2 separate regions of the Homo sapiens genome follow, and region 2 is linked to region 1. A link is a contact called in ENCODE Hi-C or POLR2A ChIA-PET data. All regions are on one chromosome and are shown on one strand. Each heading gives the region's core, a stretch centred on a gene start or an enhancer-like site at or near the end of the contact. The rest is flanking DNA. Distances are from core to core; before and after follow the strand shown.

Region 1 (6,294 bases), core at 2,003-4,502:
TCGAACGTAAGCATCACTCAGGGGGCTTTACAAAAATCCCCATACGGGTGGCACACAACTCTAATCCCAGCACTTTGGAAGGCCAAGGCGGGCAGATCACTTGAGCTCAGGAGTTCCAGACCAGCCTGGGCAACATGGCAAAAACCTGTCTCTACAAAAAAATACAAAAATTAGCCAGGCGTGGTGGCACGTGCCTGTAGTCTCAGCTACTTGAGTGGCTGAGGTGGGAGGATCGCTTGAGCCTGGGAGGTCAAGGCTGCAGTGTGCTGAGATTGCACCACTGTACTCCAGCCTGGGTGACAGAGTTTTTTGAGGCAGGCAAGACCCTGCCTTTAAAAAAAAAAAAAAAAATGCCGAGTGCGGTGTCTCATGCCTGTAATCTCAGCACTTTGGGAGGCCGAGGCGGGCAGATCACGAGGTCAGGAGTTCAAGACCAGCCTGCCAACCCCATCTCTACTAAAAATACAAACATTAGCCAGGCGTGGTGGTACGCACCTGTAACCCCAGCTACTCGGGATGCAGAGGTTGCAGTAAGCCGAGATCACGCCATTGCACTCCAGCCTGGGCAACAGAGTGAGATTCCTTCTCAAAAAAAAAAAAAAAAATCTCCATACCCAGGGCATATCTCAGACCAATTATATCAGAATGTCTGGGTGTGGGATCAGGGGACCCTGGTGATTCCCATGTCCAGCCATGGCTGGGCACCACTGACCCTATAGGGTAAATGGATTGATCAAGGGCACACAGACTTGTAAATTTGCTAGACATTGCCAACTGGCCTCTACGGCGGCTCCATGGGGGTTGTGTCAATTCACACTCCCACCAGCAATGTACAAGAGGACCTGGGTCTTCCACAGCCTCCCCAGCAAAGTAGGCTTGTCAAAGTTTTTTATTTTTACCAAACTGCTAGTTTATTTATTTATTTTTTAAAGGTATCTCAATTTTGCTTTAATTTGCATTTCTCTTACTAGGAGTTGAGGTTGAGCATCTTTTTGCATGTTTAAGATCATTTAATCTGTCTGGTCATATTCTGTGCCCATTGTTCTTTTCATTTTCTTTTTTTTAAGTTTGACTTCTCTATATTTTAGCAAGACTAATTCTTTACTTGAGTTGCAAACACTTTTTACTGCTTTGTCTTTTTATGTTTACACTTTGCATGAGGTGGTATGGTATGTTTTTTTTTTTTTTTCCTGGATCACTTTTTATGTGTTTGAATGTATTCATCTTTTCAATGGCTTTTGGATTTGGATTTGGGTAACATGGTTTATGGTTAGAAGGAAGCTCCCCATATTTTCTTCTGGCACTTTTGTGATTTCCTTTTTTTGAGACAGAGTCTCGCTTTATCGCTCAAGCTCGAGTGCAATGGTGCGATCTCAGCTCACTGCAACCTCTGCCCCCCGCCCCGGGTTCAAGCGATTCTCCTGCCTCAGCCTCCCAAGTAGCTGGGATTACAGTCGTCTGCCACCACGCCTGGCTAATTTTTGTATTTTTAGTAGAGATGGGCTTTCCCCCTGTTATCCAGGCTGGTCTCGAACTCCTGAGCTTATGAGATCCTCCCACTTCAGCCTCCCAAAATGCTGGGATTACAGGAGTGATCCACTGCGACTGGTCTGATTTCCTTTATTTGTGTTTAAATTTTTGATCCTTTTGGAATTTTCCCTGATCAAAGGATCCACCTTTGTTCTTCTTTCTAATGGCCAATTGTCCCATTACCCTTGTCAAGGAGTAAGGTAGGAATGGCTTTGTGGGGTATGAAATGTGAATTTCTTTTTGTCTTATTTATAACAGCATCTGCCTCTACTCTTCTGAAACTGTGTTCCTGTCCACCCACCCATTCAACTACCCATTGATTGACTGATTGATTGATTCATTCAATTTCTCGTTTTTGTTTTTTTGCTTGTTGAGAATTCTAACATTAATTGGACATTGTCCCTGACCTTTTGGGTTTCTATTTAGGATTTGTTTTTATCACTTAATAACCAACAATGATGACATTTTATCGAATGTCTAGTATATTTGTTCCAAGTATCATTTCAATTACACTTAAAACAAAGCAGTGATGTCAGTTATACTATTTTTCCCATTTGAGGAGTCATTTAAAAGAGGTTTTGAGGCTTTCCAATGGCCCCCAGTTGGAAAGTGGCAGTACTGGATGCAATTCAAGAGCCCAGTCTTCAGGATCCTGCCTTTTTACCTACCTGGACGCTGTAACTGGTCTCTGTGGAATGGCTGGATGAGGGAATGAATGAATGAGTCAGTGAAGGAATGAGGAAGACAGAATGAGTCAGCTCGTGCTTTCAGAGGAGCCCAAAGGGAGAGGTTAAGATAGGAATGCAAATGACCAGAATCCAGAGTAAACGCGAGCCCACCAGCGTTTTGGAAGCAGTCCACTTTCTACCCCCTCCTATTTAAAATGCTTCATTCTTTCCAGTTCCTCCCCACCTAGAATCCATGGAACCAAACGCTGGGGTAGGGACAGTGGCCAGCCTGTCTCCTTGGGTTTGACGCATTACATCATCCACGTGGAGGTCCCCTGTGGAGCTCTGCAGCCCTGCAGCCTCAGGGGCAGGGGGGTGGGGAGAATGAGGAAGGGGGAGAGGGGGAATAGGAGGAGGGAGTAGGGGACAGGGAGGGAGGAGATGCCAGGAGGGTAAGTGGAGAAGAGGGAGGCGAAGCCGGGGGCAGCAGGGGAGGGGGTCAAGGAGGAGGAAAGAGGAGAGCTTGGGGAGAAGGAAATAGGGAGGATGGAGAAGTTTTGGGCTGGGATAGGCAAGAAGAGGGAGGAGGAGAGAGGAAGAAGAATAAAGGGGGAAGGGAGAAAGAGGGGGAGGGAAGGGAGGGGGAAGAGGTCAGGGAAGTGGGGGAAGCAAGCAGTGGGGGAAGAAGAGGAAGGAGGAGGGAGAGGAGGAAGGCGGGGTGGGAAAGGGGGTTGGGGTAGTGGGAGTTTCCAGGGAGGGGTCGGGAGGGGAGGAGGGGAAGTGAGAAGGAGAAGGAGAGAGAAGAGGGATGTTGGGGGAGAAGAGAGCGGGAGGGAGGAGGGAGAGTGAGAGGGAGGAGGCAAAGCCCCTACTCCAGCCCCCACCGCGGAGTTGCGCAAGCCTTCCGGTCTGGGATTGGCCGCCAGAGAATCAAGACGCTCCGCCCCCGCAGCCCGACGGCCAATGAAGAGGCGGGCCGCCGCCTGGGCGGCCAATGGGCGCGGGGGGGCGGGGCGGGCCACGGCCTGGGGTCCCCGCGCGCTCTCCGTCCGCAGTGGAAGCCGCCGCCGCGCTCGCAGCTTGCAGGCGCCGCGTAGCCGTCGCCACCGCCGCCAGCCCGTGCGCCCTCGGCGCGTACCCGCCGCGCTCCCATCCCCGCCGCCGGCCAGGGGCGCGCTCGGCCGCCCCGGACAGTGTCCCGCTGCGGCTCCGCGGCGATGGCCACCAAGATCGACAAAGAGGCTTGCCGGGCGGCGTACAACCTGGTGCGCGACGACGGCTCGGCCGTCATCTGGTAGGAACTTTTCATTCGTCTCCACGCCCCGCTCCCCGGGCTCGCGCGGGGCCTCGTGCACCGAGCCGGCCTCCAGGCGGGACGGATTCGGGCCTCCCGCGCTGTCTTCCTCGCCTTATTCCGGGACGGCGTGCCAGGCCCCCGCGGGCTTCTCCGTGGCCAGCGCGTCTGTTAGATTGTCCTCTGCAAGCGCCGCGTCGCGCGGCCACCAGCGCTGATGTGTGTGTGTGTTTTTTTCTTCTCCCAACCCAAAGGGTGACTTTTAAATATGACGGCTCCACCATCGTCCCCGGCGAGCAGGGAGCGGAGTACCAGCACTTCATCCAGCAGTGCACAGGTAGGGAGGCGCGCCTGCCGGGCGGATGCGCGGTCGTTGGGAGGTTGTCTGCACCCGGGGAGCCCCGGCCAGAGCGAACCCGGGAGGAACCGGTGGCCACATGGGGTGCCCCTGGCGCATGGCGTGGGAGGAACCCGGTGTGAGCGTTTTAAGGCCTCATAAAACCTTCTCCCCTCTGGACATCCGAAGCAACAGAAGTGACCCACCTGCCTCCGCCATCCTACAATGCCTTCTCCAGGCGGGGCAGCTCTTTTGCCCCCTGCGGTCCACTGGTTTTCTAAGGTCAACTCCTGTGTTTCCAAACTCCAGTGTCCATCCAGCTCTTCCCACTGTCCCCTTTGATCAGTCACTGAGCCCAAATACGAACAGGCTAGGGGGCTGCTTGGAAGGGAAAGAAACTCAGCCGCGCCCTCCTTTCTCCCGCTATCATTGTCTGCCCGTGTGCTGATTTTATGTGATTTTTAATTTGACGAGTAGAATCAGATGCAAAAGAGTACACACCATATGATTCCATTTAGAAATCCTAGACAAGGCGAAACTAATCTATGGTGTGAATGTCAGAATCGAGATTAGCTTTTGGGGCTAGATAGCCACTGATGGGGAGGGGCACACCACCCGGACTGCTGGGAGCTGAAAATGTCTCTGTAGACATTTGTTGATCTGGGAGGGGGTTATGCAGGTGTGTACCCGCGTGAAAAATCATCAGACTGTATACTTAAGATTTGTGTGCCTTAGGCACTTCCCTGTGGCTTGTGAACCATGAAAAGAAAGACCACGTGGCAGGCATCGCCATAAACCCTTCGGTAGTGGCAGAGGCTCTGTGATGTTGGTAATGGGACCTTTTAAAGAGATTGGAGAATGCGACTCCCTCCCATCTCTGGTCTTTAGTTGGAAGCAAGCTTTCGGACAACGGCAGCACAGCCCGGAGGTTACGGCGTGGACCCTGAGCCAGACGGTGTGGGTTACTTATTTATTTATTTATTTATTTATTTATTTTTGAGACAGAATCTTCCTCTTTTGCCCAGGCTGGAGTGCAGTGGTACAATCTCAGCTAACTGCAACCTCCGTCTCCCGGGTTCAAGAGATTCTCCTGCCTCAGCCTCCTGAGTAGCTGGGATTACAGGCGCCCACGACCACGCCTGGCTAATTTTTTGTAATTTTAGTAGAGATGGGGTTTTCACCATTTTGGCCAGGCTGGTCTCTAACTTCTGACCTTAGGTGATCTGCCCACCTTGGCCTCTCAAAGTGCTGGGATTACAGGCGTGAGCCACTGCGCCCGGCCGACGGTGTGGGTTCGAATCCCTGAACGGCTGCTTCCTGGCTGTGTGGTTTGGAACGAGTTCCTTAATCTCTGGGGGTCTTGGTTTCCTCACCTGCACTCTCACAGTGCTGTTGCGAGGATAAGTGAGTCAGTATGTATAAAATGCTCAGAACAGTGCCTGTACAAGCTACATGATTGTTTGCGAAATAAATAAAAAGTACAAAATTGTGCCAGGGATCATGTGGGTGTTTCTTTCCTTAACTGCTTCCATAATCAAATTATATTTTGCATTTAGTTCAATTCAAAGGGTATTTGTGGTGTGACTACTAGAGGATGGGTGATACTGAGAACCCGCGTGCGCGCACACACACACACACACACACACAAAACTAAAATTACTCCTTGAGCGCTGCCTGTAGACATTCATTCATTGCTTTTGTAAACAGTTGGCCTAAAATCGCAGCATAAAGCACTGCAACGATGTGGAGAGTTGGCAGGGCAGGATTTGAACCCAGGCCTCCGTCCCTCCGCCTCTGTAGTTGAATGCTTTTGCAAGTGGAGTAAGTGCAAACTCTTAACTTTCTCCCCTCCGGTCCGTGAACAGCCAGGAGAGTCAGCAGTATTTCTGCTTTGCCGGCTCTGAGGCTATGCTTTACAGACCAGCTTCCCTCCCTAAATTCAGCTTCTTTCCTCCCGCTGGTCACCCATCCCTCCCTTCCCCCATCAAACCATGTTCTGCCTCTGAAGCTACTGTTCTCTCCAGCAAGTAGAAGGGGATGAGGAAAAGAGCATCCATCCCATCAGGAGGCTCCTGGCAGGTGCTCCCAGGCCTCAGCCCACTCTGGTGTAGTGGGAGAACACTTCCCTCCTCCCACAGGCTTGTGGTTTTCTGCTCAGACCCACCTCCTGCCCCCCAGGGATGGGAGTGGGGAGTGGCGCGTGTCTGGCGAGGAAGCTAAAAATGCTTCCCTGCTGTGTGTGGATCCTCATGAATGGGCCATGGGAGCTTCAGCTGCAGTGCTTTCTTTCCCCAGCCATCTGTTGGACAAATGCATAGGAGAATTATGGTTGCCGTGTCTGCTCTTGTTCCTCTCGGAAACGCTTGTTCCTTCCTGTCGTCGTGTCCTCATAACCCAGGGACAATGGACTCAACACTGGCACTGGCTGGATAGCAGTCACCACGCTCGACGTGCCTTATCTTGGT
Region 2 (6,294 bases), core at 982-3,481, 260 kb after region 1:
TTCAATTAAAAGCTCTGAAAACAAAGCAGGTCAAAGTTTAATGAGAAACAGGATATTTGAAGCTCTCAAAGTATGTCCCTACCAGAGACTTATTCATTGCAAAGGGAAAACAGTCACTTTACAGTGGAGAAACCTGGCACACACCAACCTTGCCAGGGGATCAACATGATCATCACCAGGAATGGGATGAGACACATCATGTGCCCCCAATATGATTCGCAAAGGAGGACACGGTGCCGCGTCTGGGGCATTCCTGCAGAGGCTGAGCCTGAATCTCAGCAAGACGTGCATCACACCGAGGTGCAGGACGTTCTGGAGTTTGACTGGCTTGGATTCTTCAAAAATAACCATGCTAGGAAAGTCAAGGGAAGGCTGTGGAATGTTCCAGATTAAAGGAGACTAAAGGCCAGGTGTGGTGGCTCACACCTGTAATCCCAGCACTTTGGGAGGCCAAGGCAGGTGAATCACTTGAGGTCAGGAGTTCAAGACCAGCCTGGACAACATGATGAAACCCCATCTCTACTAAAAATACAAAAATATAGCCAGGCGTGGTGGCAGGTGCCTGTAATCCCAGCTATTCAGGAGGCTGAGGCAGGAGAATAGCTTAAACCTGGGAGGCAGAGGTTGCAGTGAGCCAAGATCATGCCACTGCAGTCCAGCCTGGGTGACAGAGTGAGACTCCGTCTCGAAAAATAAAATAAAATAAGGCCAGGCGCGGTGGCTCATGCCTGTAATCGCAGCACTTTGGGAGCCCTTTGAGGCGGGTGGATCATCTGAGGTAGGGAGTTCGAGACCAGCCTGACCAACATGGAGAAACCTCATCTCTACTAAAAATACAAAATTAGCCGGGTGTGGTGGCGCCTGCCTGTAATACCAGCTACTCGGGAGGCTGAGGCAGGAGAATCGCTTGAACTTGGGAGGTGGAGGTTGTGGTGAGCCAAGATTGTGCCATTGCACTCCAGCCTGGGCAACAAGAGCAAGACTCCATTTCAAAAAATAAATAAATAAAAAAGGAGACTAAAGAGCTCCCTGATGGTAATCAAATGCAACTTGCAGTTTTGGGTCAGATCCTGGATTGGGGGAAAAAAGGTCTTTCTCTTTTGCTGTAAAGGACATCAGTGGGACATTTGGTGAATTTGGATAAGGTCTGTAGAGAATTGTATTGTCTGGTGTGAACTTCCTGATTTTGATCACTGGACTCTAGTTATGTAAGAGAATGTCCCTGTTTTTTTTCTGAAAATGCACCCTGAAGATTTTCAGGGTAAAGGAGAGGGAAGAGGAGAGGAAAAGGGAGGGGGAGAGAGAACACACAGACCTGGGGAATCCGGTGAAGAATATATTCAGATCTCAAAAGGTCACATACCGTGTGATTCTCCTTCATACCATGCTTGAAATGACAAGATTATAGACAAGGAGAACACATGAGTGGATGCTGGGGTTAGGGGTGGTGTGGATGTCACCACAAAGGTTGTGCAAGGCGGACCTAGGCGTGATGGAATCGTTCTCTTCCCTAGCTGTACGGGTGGCTGCATGAATCTATACAGTGAAAAAATGACTCAGAAACCACACACAGTGGCCCTCCCTCCGTCTGAGGTTTCTGAGGAGCCTGCGGATACTGGGAGGGCTGACTGGGGGACTTGAGCACCCTGGGATTTTGCTGTCCTGGGAGACAGGGTCCTGGAACCAATCGCCGTGGATACCAAGGGACTGCTGTGCTCACATTGTAGCTGCACACGTTTCCTGGCTTAGATTTGGCACTGTGGTTATGTAAGATGTAACCATGGGAAGAAGCCAAGTGAAGAGTACCCTGGACCACATCCTGGAAATCTGTAATTATTTGAAAATACAAAGGTAAACACACCTCTGTCTCTCTCCATTCCTTACTCGGCTTTATTTTCCCCCAAAGCCCTTCTACCACTGACTTGGTCTGTTTGCTTTTTGCCCGTGCCCCCCCTGGACTGCCAGCTCCCTGAGATCTGTTATCTTTCCTGCTTTATTCCCAGCACCTGGAAGTGTGTCTGGTACATAGTAGGGGCTTGAATGGAATGTTTACTGTGTTGAATGAACAAGAGAGCCCTGGCCCGAGGCGGCAGAGTGCCTTGGCCCCAGTGAACCTGAAGGGAGCCAAAACCCAGGGACAATGACTACATTCAGGCGCCCACCCCGGGAAGCCTGGGGAGCTCCCATGGTGATGGGACTGGATGCCGCAGCTGGCTCTTTGCATTGGGTCTGGCTGTCATTTTTACCAGCCAGCCTGGACACCAAGGGACTTTTGATCAACAGTTTGGGCGGTACAGGGGCGGGTCCCATGAACCCAGTTAAACCAGTAGGAAAGCTGGTTAATTCATTCAACAAATATTTAATGAGAGCCAGAGGACCTTGTGGGAGGATAAGAATAGCCCAGTGTGAGCCAGCGATACCGCTGACCTGCCCCCGGGCCCTGTGCTCAGATTTTGCCCTCACTTCATCCTTGTAACAATTTGCTTGCGCTCAGCATTTTGCGCTCACCATTTTGCAGAAGGGGAAATTGTAGCCAACAATGTGGTACCCACCCAGATCCCCTCAGACCCGTTTTCCCCGTGTGGTGCCCCCCTCCCTCAGTGTTGGGGCTTCCTCAATAACCCCCAGCACCTACAGATTTTTGAAGGCCAGGTCTGGGCTCCTGGGCTGCTTTGCCTGGACACGCAAGACCAGAAGTGCCTGGAAACGTTCTCACCCCCAGGCAACCGGCAAGTGCGAGGCAGGAGGTTCTAGCCTTTGGTGGGACAAGGCAGAGGCATAACTCGCCCTTCACAGCTCCCAATGGGGTGAGGCCAGGCCTGGGACTTGGCCTAAAACTGTACCCATCCGCACTGTGTTCCTACACTCCCTTGCCAGTTTCTGTTGTGGCACTTCCTTCATAAATCACTGGCATGTGGCCTGGGATGGTGGCTCACACCTGTAATCCCAGCACTTTGGGAAGCCGAGGCAGGAGAATCGCTTGAGCCCAGGAGTTCGAGACCAGCCTAGGGAGAGCCCATCTCTACAAATAATTTTAAAATAAGCCAGGTGTGGTGGTGTGCTCCTGCGGTCCCAGCTACTCAGGGGGCTAAGACAGGAGGATTGCCTGAGCCTGGGAATTCCAGGCTACAGTGAGCTGTGACTGTGCCACTGTACTCCAGCCTGGGTGACAGAGTAAAACTCTCTTGGCGGGTTGGGTGGAAATCACCAGCATGTGAGTCTTTGTCTCAGGACCTGCTTCTGTGGAACCTGACCTGAGACACGATCCGAGACACATGGTGGTTGAGTCTGTTGATCACAGCCACACAGCTAAGAGAAGATGAAAAGCCAGGTTCTGTGTTCCTAGAGTCAGATGCCCAGGAGTCAGATGCCAGAACCTGCACTCCTATCATGCTGCACTGCCTCCAGCTAGACCACCCGCCCACCCACCCACCTGTGCACCCACCCATCCATCCATTCATCCATCCACCTACCCACCCCATCCATCCACCCATCCATCCATCCACCCACCCACCCACCCATCCATTCATCCAACTACCTACCCACCCATCCATCCACCCACGCATCCACCCACCCATCCACCCATCCATCTACCCATCCATCCATCCACCCACTCACCCATCCACTCATCCATCCACTCATTCATCCACCCATCCACCCATCCATCCACCCATTCATCCACCCATCCACCCACCCATTCATCCACCCATCCATCCACCCTTCCATCCACCCATCCATCCACCCATTCATCCATCCACCCACCCACCCATACATTCATCCATCCACCTACCCACCCACCTATCCACACACCCGTCCACCCACCCATCCACCCATCCATCCACCCATCCATCCATCCACCCACTCACCCATCCATTCATCCATCCACCTACCCACCCATCCATCCATCCATCCACCCACCCACCCATCCATTCATCCATCCACCTACCCATCCATCCATCCATCCATCCATCCATCCATCCATTCATCCACCCACCCACTCACCCATCCACCCTCCCCTCCACTCCTCCACCCACCCATCCATCCACCCACCCAACCACAAACTTATTTTGACCAGCCCCTACTGCTAGGCATGGAGGAAGACTGGGGATCAGGACAGATGAGGGCAATTATGACTCTCAGGTCCCTCCCTGGAAGCTCTCAGCCTACTTAGGAAGGAGACTCAACCTCATCCCTCTGATCACTCACTGACTCAAAAGTCATGGACTGAGTACCTACTGTTTGCCTGCACCACGCTAGATGTCAAGCAGAGAGATGACTTAGGGTCTCTACCATCTAAGAGCTCTCAATCCAGAGGAGGAGCAAAACCACATGGCACATGTTATGATGACACCATGTGCAGGCACAGTGGGGACACAAAGGCAACCTGTAGGTGAGGCTCAAGGAAGGCTTCCAAAGAGGTGATTCAGAGCCAGCGCTAAAGATTGAGCAGAGTCCTGGCAGGAGAAGGGGTTGGAGACGTGCTGCCTAGGAGAGCAGCAGTGGTTGCACAACATTCGGGGTTCCTGATTGATGCTGAAATGAGGGCTGGGAATTGCAGCAAGCGTGCTCCTGGCCCAGGTCTGCAGGCAACGCCTTTGGAGGTGGCCCTCTGCCTGTCCTCAGACAAGGGCCTCGAGTCACACCCTCCCATGGGAAAGCTTCAGTGTGGGGCTGAGCTCCAGGGCCCTAGTTTGATCCCTTCTATGCTTTGGGACCTTAAGCCATATATCTTACCCTCAGAGCCTTGGCCTCTTTCATCTCTAAAACGGGTCAGTTACATGTACCTTACAGGCGGTCATGAAGGCTACACAAGTATTGCCTGGCTCCAAGGAAGTGCTGGATAAATCCAGCAGGGCCCAGGTGTGTTTGGGCAGGTTGGTGGATCTCTAGGGAGCGCCACTGACACGGTTGTGATTTGCATATGCTGATGGCAGAAGATGGGGCCCCCTTCTCCAACCCCCACAAAGACACTGAAGGGGGTTGTGAGTGCCCATGGTTGCACTGCTGGGTCCTGCCTGGGGAAGGGGTCCTTGGTGCCCATGTGGGAGTCCCGCCACTGAGAGCTGCTCACCAGAGCCCAGGAGCTTCAGGCCCCTCCATGGGTCCTTGGGGCCAAGTCAGGCCAGGGAGAACACAGGGTGGGAACCCTTTCAACAGAGGGTAGGCATGGACATTTAGAAAACTAAATTCACTCTGGGTCAATGCTTACTTTACCTGTGACTTCTGGGAGTTCTTGACAAATTGCGCCACTCCCTGAGCCTCATTTCTTTTCTTTCTTTTGAGACAGTTTCGCTCTTGTCGCCAAGGCTGGAGTGCAGCGGCGCAATCTTGGCTCACTGCAACCTCCGCCTCCTGGGCTCAAGCAATTCTCGTGCCCCAGCTTCCTGAGTAGCTGGGATTACAGGCGCCCACCACCATGTCCAGCTACTTTTTGTATTTTTAGTAGAAACGGGGTTTCACTATGTTGGCCAGGCAGGTCTCGAACTCCTGACCTCAGGTGATCTACCCGCCTCGGCCTCCCAAAGTGCTGGGATTACAGGCATGAGCCACCGCGCCCGGCCTCATTTCTCACAAGTTGGAATGGAAGGAGAATACTGCCCCCCACTCAGGGCTGCTAAGGACTGAATGGGCCCAGAATACATGAGGTCAGGCGAAAACTCCCAGCCTAAGGCTGCTTACGACCTTGAACCCGAATGCTGAACTGGGATGCCCAAAAACAACCACTTCCCCTGTGAAAATTCTACCCTCCTGAAGTTATTGCATTAGTTTGTTTATTTTGTTAATGTTTTAAGTGTTTCATAAATGTGTTTTCATTTAAAAATACAATTCCATTTATTTCTCAGGACCTGGCCAGCATCATACGATATCACTTTTTTTTTTTTTTTTTTTTTTTGAGATGTAGTCTTGCTGTGTCGCCCAGGCTGGAGTGCAGTGGCATGATCTTGGCTCACTGCAACCTACGCCTGCTGGGTTCAAGCAATTTTCCTGCCTCAGCCTCCTGAGTAGCTGGGACTACAGGCGTGCACCACCACGCCCAGCTAATTTTTGTATTTTTACTAGAGACAGAGTTTCACCATGATGGTCAGACTGGTCTCGAATTCCTGACCTCAGGTGATCTGCCCGCCTTGGCCTCCCAAAGTGCTGGGATTACAGGCCTGAGCCACCACATCTGGCTGAATAGAACAACAGCAACAACAACAAAAAAAAACAACAAAAAAACATAAAAACTGTTTCTCTCTTCTCTCATGATGAACTGTACCCCAGCTGATCTTCCTCCAGGCTTTGGGACTTTGG

The links. Hi-C counts contacts between places; a loop is a spot of excess contacts on that map. ChIA-PET counts read pairs that join two places held with the same protein, here RNA polymerase II (POLR2A). Pooled maps may share reads with other maps.
Region 2: a map of PC-9 shows a loop between it and region 1 (26-fold over the local background). The contact joins the enhancer-like site here to the promoter of COTL1 in region 1. A Hi-C loop is called at or near these places in 1 of 168 maps with a recorded cell type or tissue (PC-9) and 2 of 50 pooled maps. POLR2A ChIA-PET finds 5 or more read pairs at or near these places in 3 of 52 experiments (PC-9 and WTC11).

Annotation. Positions count from the first base shown.
Region 1 is chr16:84,615,036-84,621,329 of GRCh38, reverse strand. It overlaps COTL1 (coactosin like F-actin binding protein 1), which reads left to right and starts at 3,252. Exons shown (of 4, transcript NM_021149.5): 1 at 3,252-3,492; 2 at 3,747-3,829. The coding sequence starts at 3,416. RefSeq lists silencers at 2,994-3,353, 3,374-3,423.
Region 2 is chr16:84,352,733-84,359,026 of GRCh38, reverse strand. No RefSeq gene overlaps it. Among named protein-coding and RNA genes, the nearest start is that of ATP2C2, 13 kb to the left of the region's middle. Within about 2 kb of position 2,231, at least 6 of the 41 ENCODE cell types and tissues checked have a DNase peak (open chromatin) inside an H3K27ac peak, as active enhancers do; they include PC-9, where a contact is called at or near this core.